Linked DNA regions of Homo sapiens: all the other regions are linked to region 3. A link is a contact called in ENCODE Hi-C data. All regions are on one chromosome and are shown on one strand. Each heading gives the region's core, a stretch centred on a gene start or an enhancer-like site at or near the end of the contact. The rest is flanking DNA. Distances are from core to core; before and after follow the strand shown.

The links. A loop is a pair of places that touch in the nucleus more often than their neighbours do. Pooled maps may share reads with other maps.
Region 1: a map of B cell shows a loop between it and region 3 (19-fold over the local background). The contact joins the promoter of TMEM164 here to the promoter of PSMD10 in region 3. A Hi-C loop is called at or near these places in 1 of 168 maps with a recorded cell type or tissue (B cell), 2 of 37 single-sample maps with no recorded cell type and 9 of 50 pooled maps.
Region 2: a pooled map shows a loop between it and region 3 (5-fold over the local background). The contact joins the enhancer-like site here to the promoter of PSMD10 in region 3. A Hi-C loop is called at or near these places in 3 of 50 pooled maps.

Annotation. Positions count from the first base shown.
Region 1 is chrX:110,001,433-110,006,006 of GRCh38, reverse strand. It overlaps TMEM164 (transmembrane protein 164), which reads right to left and starts at 2,893. Exons shown (of 7, transcript NM_032227.4): 1 at 2,829-2,893; 2 at 1,843-2,506. The coding sequence starts at 2,232. RefSeq lists an enhancer at 2,031-2,686 and a silencer at 2,789-3,648.
Region 2 is chrX:106,892,763-106,897,004 of GRCh38, reverse strand. No RefSeq gene overlaps it. Among named protein-coding and RNA genes, the nearest start is that of RIPPLY1, 8.5 kb to the left of the region's middle. RefSeq lists an enhancer at 1,826-2,350. Within about 2 kb of position 2,209, at least 5 of the 41 ENCODE cell types and tissues checked have a DNase peak (open chromatin) inside an H3K27ac peak, as active enhancers do.
Region 3 is chrX:108,089,168-108,093,862 of GRCh38, reverse strand. It overlaps PSMD10 (proteasome 26S subunit, non-ATPase 10), which reads left to right and starts at 2,321. Exons shown (of 5, transcript NM_002814.4): 1 at 2,321-2,456. The coding sequence starts at 2,343. It overlaps ATG4A (autophagy related 4A cysteine peptidase), which reads right to left and starts at 2,085. Exons shown (of 13, transcript NM_052936.5): 1 at 2,027-2,085. The coding sequence starts at 2,036. RefSeq lists enhancers at 1,883-2,122, 2,173-2,572.

The DNA.
Region 1 (4,574 bases), core at 1,644-4,143, 1.9 Mb before region 3:
AGCCTCTAAAAATCTTGCTTCTAAAAACCATGGTGTTGCCAGTCTTGACGTCATCACATCAGCCGCAGCTCCAGTCAGGCTGAATTTAGTCCTTTGTCGACCTTCTAGATATGTGATTGCCAGAGGCCTCAAGACCACTTTGTAGAAGATGCACCCTTTGACCCTCACCACCTGCCATCCTAAAAAAGCACTCCTGTCCCGACAGCCTCACACAGCATCGGCTGAGATGCGTTGTTTCCTATCATTAACAAAAAGCCCATTCATAAAAAAAGAAAGAAAGAAGACTGGCTCAAATTTACACAGAAGGTCTAGCTGGGACAGCCCTGGACTTCCTGTGAATGGCATCACTTCCCAAGAAGCCCTCTCTTAAAAAATGCTGCCCACTCCAGCCCCGATGCTTACAGCCACCCAATCAAAAACAGCCACTTTATTCCAAAGTTATCCATACCTTCTTACCATATCTGCAAGAAGGGAAGGGGCTGGGGTCATTCACCACATCCAGAAGCCTGCAATCAAATGAGTTCCTAGGAACACAGTGCAAGCAAGTATCCAAGCCATGGGTAGACAGTGTGGTGCTCATCTGCCTGAGTCTTCCCACAGGACTGCCCCACCACCCACTGCCACCCTCACTTTGGGGTTGACAGCTTGCAACCTCAAGGTGGATGAGTTTGCTTTCTAACCCAGGCACTAATTCATCTTCTGGCTGCAAGCAAATGACCTGCCATTCCTAAACCCCTCCAGGCCTGTAAAATGGAGATAATAATCTCAACCTCCTGCCCCAAGCTAGGCTGTCACAAGTCTCCAAAGAATAACCTTCTACAAACATAAAGGCAGTAAAGATGCTAATGACAGGTTTCAAAACTGCCCCTGAATAAAACACACCCGGTTTTCCACAGCCTGAAATCTAAAAAAGACTGATTGCTCTCCCAGTCTCCTCTTCCTCCTCCTCCATGATTTTATAGCTTTAGAACATCTCTCCACACAGGCTGAATACAGACAGTCTCACTCTTGGTCCTCACCCAGATTATTTTTATGTATCTGGCAACTTGCCTTTTCAATCCCATTTGTTTTCCTTAGCACCGCTAATGGGTGGAAGTCGATGAGGTAAAGAAATCAGCTTCCTAAGCACCCTTGGACTATGACCATAGGAGACAGAATGACAGTAATAGGATGGAGAGGTTTGCAAAAAAAGAAATACCCTCTCACCATAGTGATCACCAGCCCAAAGTACACATGTCAGCCTGGGGACCTGCTTCAGAACTCATTTAGTAGGAGCTTGGTGCTGCTCCAATGCCTCAAAATGCAAAGGCAGACCTCACTCTAAGAGCATACACTCCCAAATGAAAGAGTCATTAAGAGAAACCTGTAAAAGTATTTCCCCAAAGTACCACAGTGTAGATGAGAAAGTTTATGCGACCACCTCCAGGAAAGAGTGTCACCAGGCCCCTGGGAAATTAACTACCACAGAAGGCAAGGGAGCTGGGTCATGGTCCACTGATGTGATTCAGAAAGGGCACCTGGCTGGGGCTGGAATTCCTGCTTGTGAAAGCCCAGGGCACGGCAGGGTTGGGCTGGGCTGGAAGGGAGGGGCAGCCAGGGTGAGTGCCAGTCGTTCCTAGGGTTCAGGCACAAGGTTCCTCACCTCCACTGTGGGGCTGACGCACTGTGCAAAGGTGAAAGAAAGCCAAACCTGAAATCGGCACAAAGGCAGCCACTCGTTGGAAAATCATTTTTAAAGGTCCCCCTGCCCGCCGGGATGAGGTGCTGTACACTATGGAGTGTCCTGAGCACATAAATGACTCTTATCACTTAGGATGCCCAGGAAAAAGTCAACAGACTCACATGCATCATGGTGACCAGGTGACAGGGGTTGAGCAGGTAGATGACGGTCTTGGTGGCGAACTTAAAGCCCACCTCCACCCCGAAGGTCAGGCACAGGGCTACTAAGAGCAGATTCTTGCTCAGGCTCTCCTTGCCTTCCTCTGGCCGCTGGGTCACCTGCTCTGGCTGGCTGCCAGGGCTACCCCTACCGTCCTCCTTCGTCTGCCTCAGGATGTGCCGCAGGGCCACCAGGATCTCCAACAGAGCCAGGGTCAGGACCACCACACTTTCCAGCAGCCGCTGCTGCCAAGAGAGGAAGGCAGCACAGTCGGGGCCCCCATTGCCTGCAAAACTGGGGTCCACGCCCCCATAGAGCCAGTCCAGGAGACTCTGGTAGCTATACCGGGACATGATGCAGTGGTTCCCCTTGACCACAGTACAGGAAGCAAGAGTGAGATGGAACACAAGCCCAGAGGGTTGCCCGGGTGGTGGACCATGTAAGGCGGGCACACCCCCACAACCCCCCTCCAGACACCAGGGCACCGAGAGTAGGGGAGGGGAAGCTACACGCAAGGCCCGGGGTAAAGTGCTGGCTCTAACTTGTCCCCACGGCTGTCTGGGGGAGCCCCCCGCGCTTCTCCAGTGGCCACCAACGAGGCAGGGTTGAAAGGAGCCGTTGGCCAATCTAAAAGGAAGGAGAGGAAAAAAAAAAAAAAGAGGTCTCAAAGAGGCAATTGCACCGGGAATTAGGAAGCGGGAGGGGTAACTAGCGAGGGAAGAAAACGGGAACGGGGCAGTGGCGAAGCAAGCAGGGGTCAGGGGAAGCCGGAGGCCGAAAGGGTCAGGGCGGGGGCCAAGGAGACCCGGCAGTGCTGCGGCAGCGAACCGGGAGCCAAAAGGGGTCAGAGCTAGGGGACACGCGGAGGCAAGGAGAGGAGCTAGCGGGGCCGAGCAGGCGGGGAGGGCGACGGGGATGGCAGGGACGCCGGACTCCTCGTCTCACGCACTCGCCACAGAGGGATCTCTTACTCCTGCAACCGCGTGGCCGTCTCTGCCCCCAGCTAGCAACTTCGCCGCCGACGGGCCCCTCCAGCCAATTTAGAGCCGTCCTTGTCCAGCCTCCCGCCCCCGGGTACACCCCCGAACCCCCAGCTCCACCCTCCGGCCCTAGACGCCCGCCCTCCGGGCAGCACCACCCCCAGCCCGCGGCCCGCCCGGGACCTGCCCCCCTCGCGCAGGCAGCGGAGGGAGGAAGCCAGAGGGAAGGCGGGAGGCCGGGCCAGCCGGGGGCTGGACTAAAGCCGGCCCCTGGACTAAAGCCGGCCCCCCTCCCTCCTCCCCGGCGCCGCAACCTCCCGCGCCTCCCGCCCAGCCCCGGGGACCGGCCGCCGCGCCCCTCGGGGCTTCACTCACCGGCAGCTCGGCCCGCGGCCCCGGATCGGGCTACTGCTCCGCTCCCGCGCTCTCCGCGCCGGGCGCTCGGTTCCCCTGGCGGCCGCCGCCGCGGCGCACGGCTCCTCCTCCCCGTCTTCCTCCCCCTGCAGCAGCCGCGCTCGCTTCCTCCTTCTTCCCCTCCCTCTCTCCTCCCCCTCCCCGCTGCCACCGCCACTGCCTCCCTCCTCCCGTCCAGTTCAGCTCTCGCCCCACCACACGCCCTCGGGCCACGACTACTCCTCCTCGCCTCCTTCCCTTTTCTGCCTCTGGCACTCCCCTCACCCGTCCACCATTCACACCTCCCACCCTCCGCGGCTTCGGCTCTCCCTCCTCCTCCTCCCTCCTCCTCCCTCCTCCGGCTCAGGCTCCGCCTCCTTCCGCCTCCTCCCTGGCCTGCCTCGTCTTCTGCACTCGGAGCCTGCACGCGTGCACAGCCACCCTCCTTCACAACCGTGTACAGAATTCGCCCCCTCGGTGAAGCCCTGTTGACTGGCTCCGCCTCCCGCGACCTGGTTCTCCAGGGCACTTCTTTCTATACTGCACACATAGTAGGCACTTAGCTGGCCCGCACTAACTTCTTGTGGGGGAATAAGCCTTTCTAGTAATGAGCAGCTTGGCTTCGGGGTGTGTGCTGGGTATGGCCGGCTCCTCTTCGCGATTCCTCCTTTCTGCCACGACTCATGCAAGGCCAGAAAGGCATCTTCTCTCCCCTTTCTAGCCACAGCCCCACTCCACACTTCAGTGCCTAGGACAGGAGCTTCATTTCCCTGCTCCTCCCCCTCCTGCTCTGATCCACTATTTTCTCTCTACCTCTTGCCACACAGACCACCCCTGCCACACCCTCTCCCTCTCCCACTTCTCTCCTTTCTCCTGACAGGCCTTCAATGGTAGGCCAGTGGGAGGAAGGGAGGCTTCCCGTGACCTCTTTCCCTCCCCCTCTTCCCCCCTTCCCCCTCCCCAGAGCAGTTGCTTCCTAACCTATGCGTGGAAAAGCCAGCCAGGACTATATGAGTGTGGAGGAGCAGCACTAAGCCCAAAACCTGGATAAGGGCAACTGACGGAAATAAAATCCCCTCTTCCTACCTGCTGCTTTTTACCGATCGGCTATTTGCTTTTCTTGAGACAAGGGTCAGTAAAAGGACCTTCTCAGGACCTTCCTCATGTTTATTTAATATTTATTGAAGACTCACGATGAGTTAGAAGAATATCCAGAAAAACACAGTTAGGCACCTTGCCTAGGAAACACTTTTGGATGTTGGCTGCAAGCCAGGCTCAAAACATAAAATGCAATCTACTGTATTATCAGGCCATCGCCCTCC
Region 2 (4,242 bases), core at 960-3,459, 1.2 Mb after region 3:
TGCCTTTTCTGCTGCATGCTGGCTCAAATCATAGGCCCACTCCCCTCAAGTGTCAAGGTCAGCTCTCTGCTCTTAACCCTTTCACTACAACCTCTATAGTTTTTTGTTTGTTTGTTTTTTGAGACAGGGTCTCACTCTGTTGCCCAGACTGGAGTGCAGTGGCACTTGGCTCACTGCAACCTCCGCCTCCCAGGCTCAAGCAATTCTCCTGCCTTAGCCTCCCGAACAGCTGGAATTACAGGTGTGCACCACGACGCCCAGTTAATTTTTGTATTTTTAGTAGAGATGGGGTTTCATTATGTTGGCCAGGCAGGTCTTGAACTCCTGACTGTAGTTCTTTATTGTGTCACACCTCTTCCCCACACAGCACATGCTCATTAAAATAGTCGCCTATTCTCCTTTGCCTCAGCACGGAAAGCCCTCTGCCTACCCAGTGGGTGTTACAAACCCTCACCTCTCACCCCCTCCTCAAAACTGTGCCTGTGTGACCCATCTAGTGGGTAGATACATTGTCTCCTTTCCTCCCCACTTCCCTTTTGCCAAATGGTGGCCAATCCCCATCCCAAATAAGGTTGTTAGCAGACCTGAATCCACTGTTTTGGCCTATCAGGAACATGGTGTTGGTTCCTGTGTTTTTGGTTTATCCCCTGGCTGGCAAGGCTCGTGACAACCTCCATGGAAACACAGAAACCCAGATACAGAAAGCCAACAAGGAATGACTGCTCTGACAGCGGGTGCCACAGCACTTGCTACTGACGTTACACCCATCATCTTGTGTGGTACTTGTAATCACAACAGTCCTAGAGATAGGTCTTATTATTATCCCCACTTATTAATGAGAAAACTAAGAGTTAGCTGGGTTTCTGTGCCTGGGTTTGTGTGCCTGCATGGAAGATGCTACAAGCCTTGTCAGCAGTGATTAAGTAAAAAATACAGGAACCAACACCAGGCCATGACAAGTAAAACAGTGAAGTCAGGTCACCAGTTTACAACAGGAGACTGGAGAAGAGAGGAGATGAACTGTCTGTCCACTAGAGAGCCATAAAGTCACAGTGCGGGGTGGCAGGGGGGCGGGGGAGTAGGAGGTGGTGACACCCACAGGTGTGGGAGTGGGGCTTTCCCTGTCCAGAGAAGACTAGACAATAGGATACCTAGGAGGATAAGAGTTAGAACAGCTGATAATTCTGGAATTCTTGTTATGAACCTTACATGGATTAACTCCTTTAATACAACAACTTTGAAGGATAGGTACAGTTGGGAAAACTGAGGCTTAGAGTGGTTTTTAAAACTTGCCCCAAATCACACAGTTGGTAAATTGTGGCACCTTCTAAGCGTCAGGCTTTTTACACATTTTACCTCATTGAATCCTTATGGCAACCCTAAAACTCAAGCACTATTATTTTCCTTGTTTTATGGATGAGGAAACTGAGGTTCAGAGAGGTTAAGGAATCTTAAGGTCACGTAATTAATAAATGACCGATCCAAGATTTGAGAGATGACAGCAATTGCTCCAGGTTACATTAATGGTAAGTGGCAGAACTAGAGTTCAGGGCTGCCTGACACCAGAGCCCTGTGCTTTCAGGAGGTGGAATCAACAGGGTTTGCTGAAGGATTAAATCTGTGGGAGGGCAAGGGAGAAAAGATTTAAGTTCTGGCTGCAGGGAAGTGAGTCAGAGGATATGAAGAACTCTGGGCCAGGGGCCAGGAAACACTGAGGGCCTCTGAAAGGTGTCACTGAGGGAGGAATGTTTGGGGACCTCCTGCCCGGCAGTGGCAGGCTCTCACAGCACCTGGGCTGTGGGCACAGGGCTACCAGGGGTGAGAGGGGGATGAGGGAATTCTGTTCCTGCCCCTCGGTGCTGTGCTGCCTCAGAGTGGAATGGGCCCTGGCTGGGCATGTCTCACTCTGGCTGAAAAGTGGGAGGAACTACCAATTGCTGAGCTCTCCCGTTCTATCCCAGGCACTGTGCTTGGCACCACACACACTTTATCCTGAACTGGGTGGTGGTGGTGGTGGGGCATCCTAATGTTTACAGATAAGAAACTGGGACTCAGAGAAGTGAAGTGACCTGTTAGTAGCACAGGCAATGAGTGGGAAGCTGGGGTAGAACAGGACAGTGCGACTACAGAGTCCTGGCTCTTAACTACTAGGCTCCTCCTTCCCTCCTCCTTATTCCCCCAGAGAAGCCCTGAAAGTCCCTTAGGGCAGGCAGCTCACCCTGGCCTCCTGCAGCCTACGGGGAAAGAAGTGTGTAAACTGTCACAAAAAGGCATTGCTATCCCCATCACTGGGGACACCTTGAGGCCTGGGACCAAGTGTGAATTAAAAGAGGTTGAGGGAGAGACCAGGAACCAGCTGGAGTCAGGCTCTGGGTTTTTCTAGAAGTCTTCCATCCAAGGGAGAGAACAGCGGCCTCCAAGTCCCTAGCGATTCAATTCGTTTTCGCTAACAGCAAGACAGGCAGCCCCCTCTAGTGGCTGAGCTCTAAACCTACAGCACAAAGCCCAGGATGAGCAGGGCTCATCCATCCAGAGGATTCTATGGCCAGCACTGTTTTGTACCTGGTGGTTATAGGGACAGACTCTGGATTTAAACCAAACCTGGGTTCAAATACTGGCTCGACTCCTTGTTAGCTAAGTGACCATGAGAAAATGTCTCTAAGCCTTAGTTTCTTCATGTATAAAATAGGAATGATAATAATACCATTTTAACAGGGTTAATGTAAGAATTAAATGAGACAGCATATGTAAGGGGCTGGCAGAGTACTTGGCACATTACAGATGTGATAGAGACATGCACATATATTTATATATACATGTACACACACTACTATACATTGTGCATAGGTGTATATATGAATGTATACACATCTAATAATTGTTCTTTTTTGACACATGCTATCATAATAGTCGTCACCACTTTGACTTCCCTTGCCTTTCCCATCTGATATGGTTTGGCTGTGTCCCCCCTGCCCCCAATCTCAAGTTGAATTGTGGTTCCCATAATCCCCACATGTCATCGGGAGGGACCTGGTGGGAGGTAACTGAATCATGGGGGCGGTTACCTCATGCTGCTGTTCTCATGATAGTGAGTTCTCAGAAGAGCTAATGGTTTTATTAGGGGCTTTTCCCCAATTTGCTTGGCAGTTATCCTTGCTGCTGCCATGTGAACAAAGACTTGTTTGCTTCTCCTTCCATCATGATCCTAAGTTTCCTGAGGCCTCCCCATCCCTGGGGAACTGTGAGTCAATTAAACCTCTTTCCTATAAATTACCCAGTCTTGGGTATGTCTCTATTAGCAGCATGAGAACAGACTAATACACTATCTATCTAGCTCTACTAAACCCTGGTGCCCCAATTACTGTCAACACACTCCCCTGAAGCTTATGGGAAAGACATGGGCTAAGATACTTGCTTTTCTCCATGCACACTTTCAAGAATCTTGGACTGCACATCTTTGTCCTTCAATATTCTGGGAATGTTAATAAGCTTGCTTTACACAGGTGCTACGCTCTTTCTGTGTTTCAAAGCAACTTTACCTCCGTGATCTCATTTGAATCTCTTAATACTCCCAGTACTCTCATTTTTTTTCATTTTGTTTTAGATACGGGGCCTCACTGTCACCCAGGCTGGAGAGTAGTGGCTCAATCATAGCTCACTGCAGCCTCAAACTCGTGGGTTCAAACAATACTTCCACCTCAGCCTCCTGAGTAACTAGGACTGCAGGCGTGTGCCATCATGCTCTGCTGTTTTTTTTTTTTTTTAAATAGAGACAGTGGTCTCATTTTGTTGTCCAAGCTGGTCTTGAACTCCTGGGCTCAAGCAATCCTTCTACTTCAGCCTTCCAAATTGGATTACAGGCATGAGCCACTGTACCCGGTAACATTTTTAAATGAGGATATTGAAGATGATGACATGGGAAATGACTTGCTCAAGGTTGCATAGCAAGTCAGTGCAGGAGTCAGAACTAACCTCCAGAATCTCGATGTTGAGTCCAGTGCTTTCTACCAACCCTTGCAATCGTCCAGGGCCTTAAGCTCTGACTAAATATGAAGCACTTGTAATCCAGGACAGAACTTACTTTTGAAGGCCACACCACTACACTTTGACACCAATCTCCTGCTTCTACTGAGGCCAAGGTTGTATCTCCAGGAAACTATCAAACTATGATTCTTTACCTATAAGAAGTGGTGCCATGTTGCCAGGACTGGTGACCCAAGACAGCTACATCTCCGAAACATG
Region 3 (4,695 bases), core at 1,072-3,571:
GATATATGAATGGCTAATAAGCACATGAAAATATGCTCACCGTATTATAAATTATAATTTATAAATTAAAACCACAATGAGACACCACTTCACACCCACTTAGAATGGCTATAACAAAAAACACAGTAAATAACAAATGTTGGCAAGGATGTGGAGAAACAGGAACTCTCATACATTGCTAGTGGAAGTGCAAAATGTTGCTGCCATTTTGGAAAACAGTTTTGCAGTTTCTTAAGAAGTTAAGCATAAATTTTCCCTGTGATCCAGTAACTCCACCCTTAAGTATCTATCAAAGAGAAATGAAAAAAATATGTCCGCACGAAGACTTACATACTAATCTTCTTAGCAGCACTAGTCATAGTAGCCAAAAATTGGAAACTGATGTGCCTATCTAATAGTGAGTAGACAGATAAAAATGTGTTATATCCATAAAATGGAATACTATTCAGCAATAAAAAAGTAAGGAAGTACTGATACATACTACAATATGGATGAATCTCAAAAATATTATGCTAAGTGAAAGAAATCAGACACAAAGACTGCATATTGTATGATTTCATTTATATAAAATGTCCAGAATAGGCAAATTTATAGAAACAAAAAAGTAGATTAGTGGTTGTCTGGGGCTGGGAATGGGACAGAGGATTGATTAACTATAAATAGGCATGAGGGACCTTACTGGAGGGATCAAAAAGTTCTAAAACTGATTTATGGTGATGGTTGCCCCACTTCAGTAAAGTTACCAAAAATCATTTAATTATGCACTTGAAATCAGTGAATTTTATGATATGTAAAATGTGCCTCATTTTGAGTGAGTGTTATACAGGAACTCTACTAACCTTGCAACTTTTCTATAAATCTACAACTATTCTGAAATTTTTGAAAAATTAAATAAAAATAAAAATAAAAAAGTATATGTTTATGAATTGATATCAGTATTTGGCAGTACCTATCTATGTAAAATGACATTTTCAAAGATTAAATAGGTAAAAATTTCCTAACAGATCAGCATTAACAGATGAACACTTAAAATCAATTTTGACAATAGGGAACACTAATTCTGAGCCCCAATTAAGCAAAATATTATCCCCTAAAAAGAATTCTATTCTTCTCATTGGTAGTCTTCCTGTATTACAAAAAAAGTACTCAATTACTATTATATTTTGAATTTCATCAATAAAAATTTGTTGAAATTTGTTTTCTCTTTTGTCATAAAAGTACCAACAAAATATTCTTGATTTTGCCTTTTGGCCTACAAAGCCTAAAATATTTACTATCTGGCTCTTTACAGAAAGTTTCCCAACTCCTGTTCTACACTATAACAGGATAAACATAAACATCATGAGTCTCTTTCTTGAATGTATTCTTATCGTTACCTAGTTGTGGCATAATGTCCTCTGGATATGCCCTATAAAGGATCAGTCTTGCATTGCTTCTGCTATGGCACTATTTGGGATTTCTATAAAAAGAAACACTATTAGCTTAATAGTTGTAGCAAAGCCTTGACAACATAGTTAATATCGTGATATTAAAATGCCAACACCACAGCCCGGTATCCTTAAGATGACCCTCATCAAGCTGTGATGTCACCAGGCTATGGACTCACCGAGGTCTCTTAGATATCAGGTGGCTCCCACGGCATCACACCCTGCCTTTGGCATCACCCTGGCACATCACCTCAGTACGGTGCCATATGCTATCACTGCTGTGGTAGAACCCTGTCCTGATGCCACACCGCCGAGATGTCAGAGTAATTAACCCCCACTTCTTTCCACTCCCTAGGCGGTGGCAGGGAGGGGGAGGGTAGCCACAGTCACCGGTTCGAGCTCAGTAGGTAGTACTCAGCTCCAACCCTTGTCCCTTCCGCCTGCCACTGCAGGTCAGGAACCCCGGGGGACAGGACCTTTAGGCTCTCATAACTCTTGCCCTGCCCCCGAACCTGTTTCATATGGCCGACTCAACGACCCGCCAGCGACTACCCACCCCGGCTCTTTCACACGGTTCCACTCAAAGCCGCTCCCCGTACCTGACTCCATTCTCCAGCTGTCATCCTGGGCCAATTCCACCGGCAACTTGACTACGGACGGACGGTCGCTAGGATCCCTGGGACTTGTAGTTCTGCACTGCTAGGGGCCAAGTCTGTGAGGGCAGCAAAGGCGCCTCCCTGCCCGGAACTGCTCTCAAACTGCAACTCCCAGAGGCGCCGCGCGACGGGAAAAGAAAAGGGAACGAGGAAGGCCGGTGATTGGTGAAGCTCTAACGGCTGTTTTGACTGGCGTAGCCGGAGCCGGCGACGTGAGGCGGGCGTTGCTCGCGCGACAAGTAGTTGCTGGGACAGCGAAATGGAGGGGTGTGTGTCTAACCTAATGGTCTGCAACCTGGCCTACAGCGGGAAGCTGGAAGAGTTGAAGGAGAGTATTCTGGCCGATAAATCCCTGGCTACTAGAACTGACCAGGTAAAGCAACGCTAGGTCTCTCCGCAGTCGGCGACGTCGGCGAAGCCCTACGTGGCTTTCGGGGCCCGGCCCTAGCGGAGGCCCCGTTTCTGAGAGAAGCAGAACCCCGCCCCCGCCGCCCCAAGCAGTCCCCCTGGGTCACCTCGGGACTCGCGATAGGCCTGCGGGAGCTAGCCCCACAGACCTCAGATATTTTCCCGTTGGCCCGGAGCTCCGCTCCCTGATTTTTGGATAGTTCTAGAACGTCTACCGCATTTCTCAGAAACTCCCAATCAGTGAAAAGGAAGGCTTTTTATATGGATTTATTTACCTTTACTAGTAACTGTATTCAGTAACGCATGTGAAATTGAACGCCCCTTCCGTGCCAGGCAGTTTGCTAGGAGCTGGGGATACGGTGGAGTGGAAGATGCAGACAATAAAATAAGCACAAAAACATGTCCGATTACAAATTGTGGTAAATACTCGGCAGAGAAGTTTACATGGTGCTTTCAGAACACGTTAATAGGAGGATCTGATGCTGAATATGACTGTCGTTAATTGGAAAAGTTTTTGCAAAGAAGGGAAGGTTAGTTAGACTTTGAAGCATGAGTGGGATTTCCATGGGGGAATGAGTGGACATTCTAAGCAGAGGTAGACAGAAGTTTAGAAGTGTTTCTTTCTGCCCTCCTGCTCACAGGACTCTCGTGCTTTCATCCTCAGTTTCTAGGATTCATGGTGCCTTTAGTAAGCCCACAAATATTTATAGATGGCCTTGTGTTTCGCAGACAGTGTCGTAAGCACTAGTGAGACTGTCCCATACTTACAGATCTCCATTTTGTGTCTTTTGGGAGAGAATTAGAAATCAAGAGACTGTTTTCTCTTTTCTGGAACTTTCCTTTATTACTCAACCTGAAAATGGCCTTATCTTTACCTGGTTTACTTCATTATGGTCTGGTGATATTTAAGGATTTAAATTTAAATGTAATACTTTATATTAAGATTTAATACTCCATTGGAAATTTAACCATTCTTCAGTCAAGTCAGTGGCTTAAAAAGGGAAAGGAACTATTCAGCATCAAGAGACGTAAAAAACATGAAGAAATGCAATTTATGGATCTCGTCTGGTTCCTGATTTAAACAAACCAACTGCAAAAAGACATTTGGGAGACAGTTGGGGGCAATCTGAATACAGACCGGATATTAGACATTCTAAAGGAGTTAGTGTTAATTTTAGTAAGTGTAATAATGGTCTCATAGTTATATAAGAAATACCTTTATTTTTTACATACTGAAAGAGAAGGGTGAAAAGTCATGATATTTAGGATTTGTTTTTGGAAAGCTCAGCAAGGAAAAAACTAGTTAAAGCAAATAGGGCAAGATGTTTGTTGTTAAATCTAAGCAGTAGGCCTGTGGGTTTCTATTCTATTCCCTCTATTTTTGTGTTTGAAATTTTTTTGTAATAGAGTTTAAAATACCATTTTCTATTCTGTGGGGCTAAGAAGTATAGCAGTCACTGCAAATAGGGATTCCCTTTGACAAATAATGACTACTATAGCTTTTTTAATTTTTATTTATTTTTATTTATTTATTTTTTGAAACAGAGTTTCGCTCTTGTTGCCCAGGCTGGAGTGCAGTGGTGCCGTATCACCTCACTGCAACCTCTGCCTCCCGGGTTCAAGCGATTCCCCTGCCTCAGCCTCCCAAGTAGCTGGGATTACAGGCGCCTGCCACCACGCCTGGCTAACTTTTGTATTTTTAGTAGAGACGGAGTTTCACCATGTTGCCAGGCTGGTCTAGAACTCCTGACCTCGGGTGATCTGCCCACCTCAGCCTCCCAAAGTGCTGGGATTATAGGCGTGAACCACCGCACCCGGCCATAGCTTATTATTTTTTATAAAAAGTAATTTTCTTGTTTTCTGTGTGTTGTGTTTTCTAAATTATATTTCTAATTTATTTATGATTTTAAATTCTAGATAATTTCAACTAGTTTAATGAACATTTCTTCCCCCATTAGATTCATGTGTTCCTTCTACAGCATCTAACTTGAGGTCAGTGTGGTAGTAGAGATTTCAGAGTCAGAACTTCACTGACAGTTGTGCCCCAACTTCACCATTTAGTATCCATATGACCGTCCACAAGTTGCTTACCCTGAGGAGTTTTAGTTTCCTCATCTGAAAAATGGAGATAATAAGCACTGTGTAGAATGGTAGGAATTAAATGATACTATACATGTAAAACTCCCAGCACAGTGCCTGACATA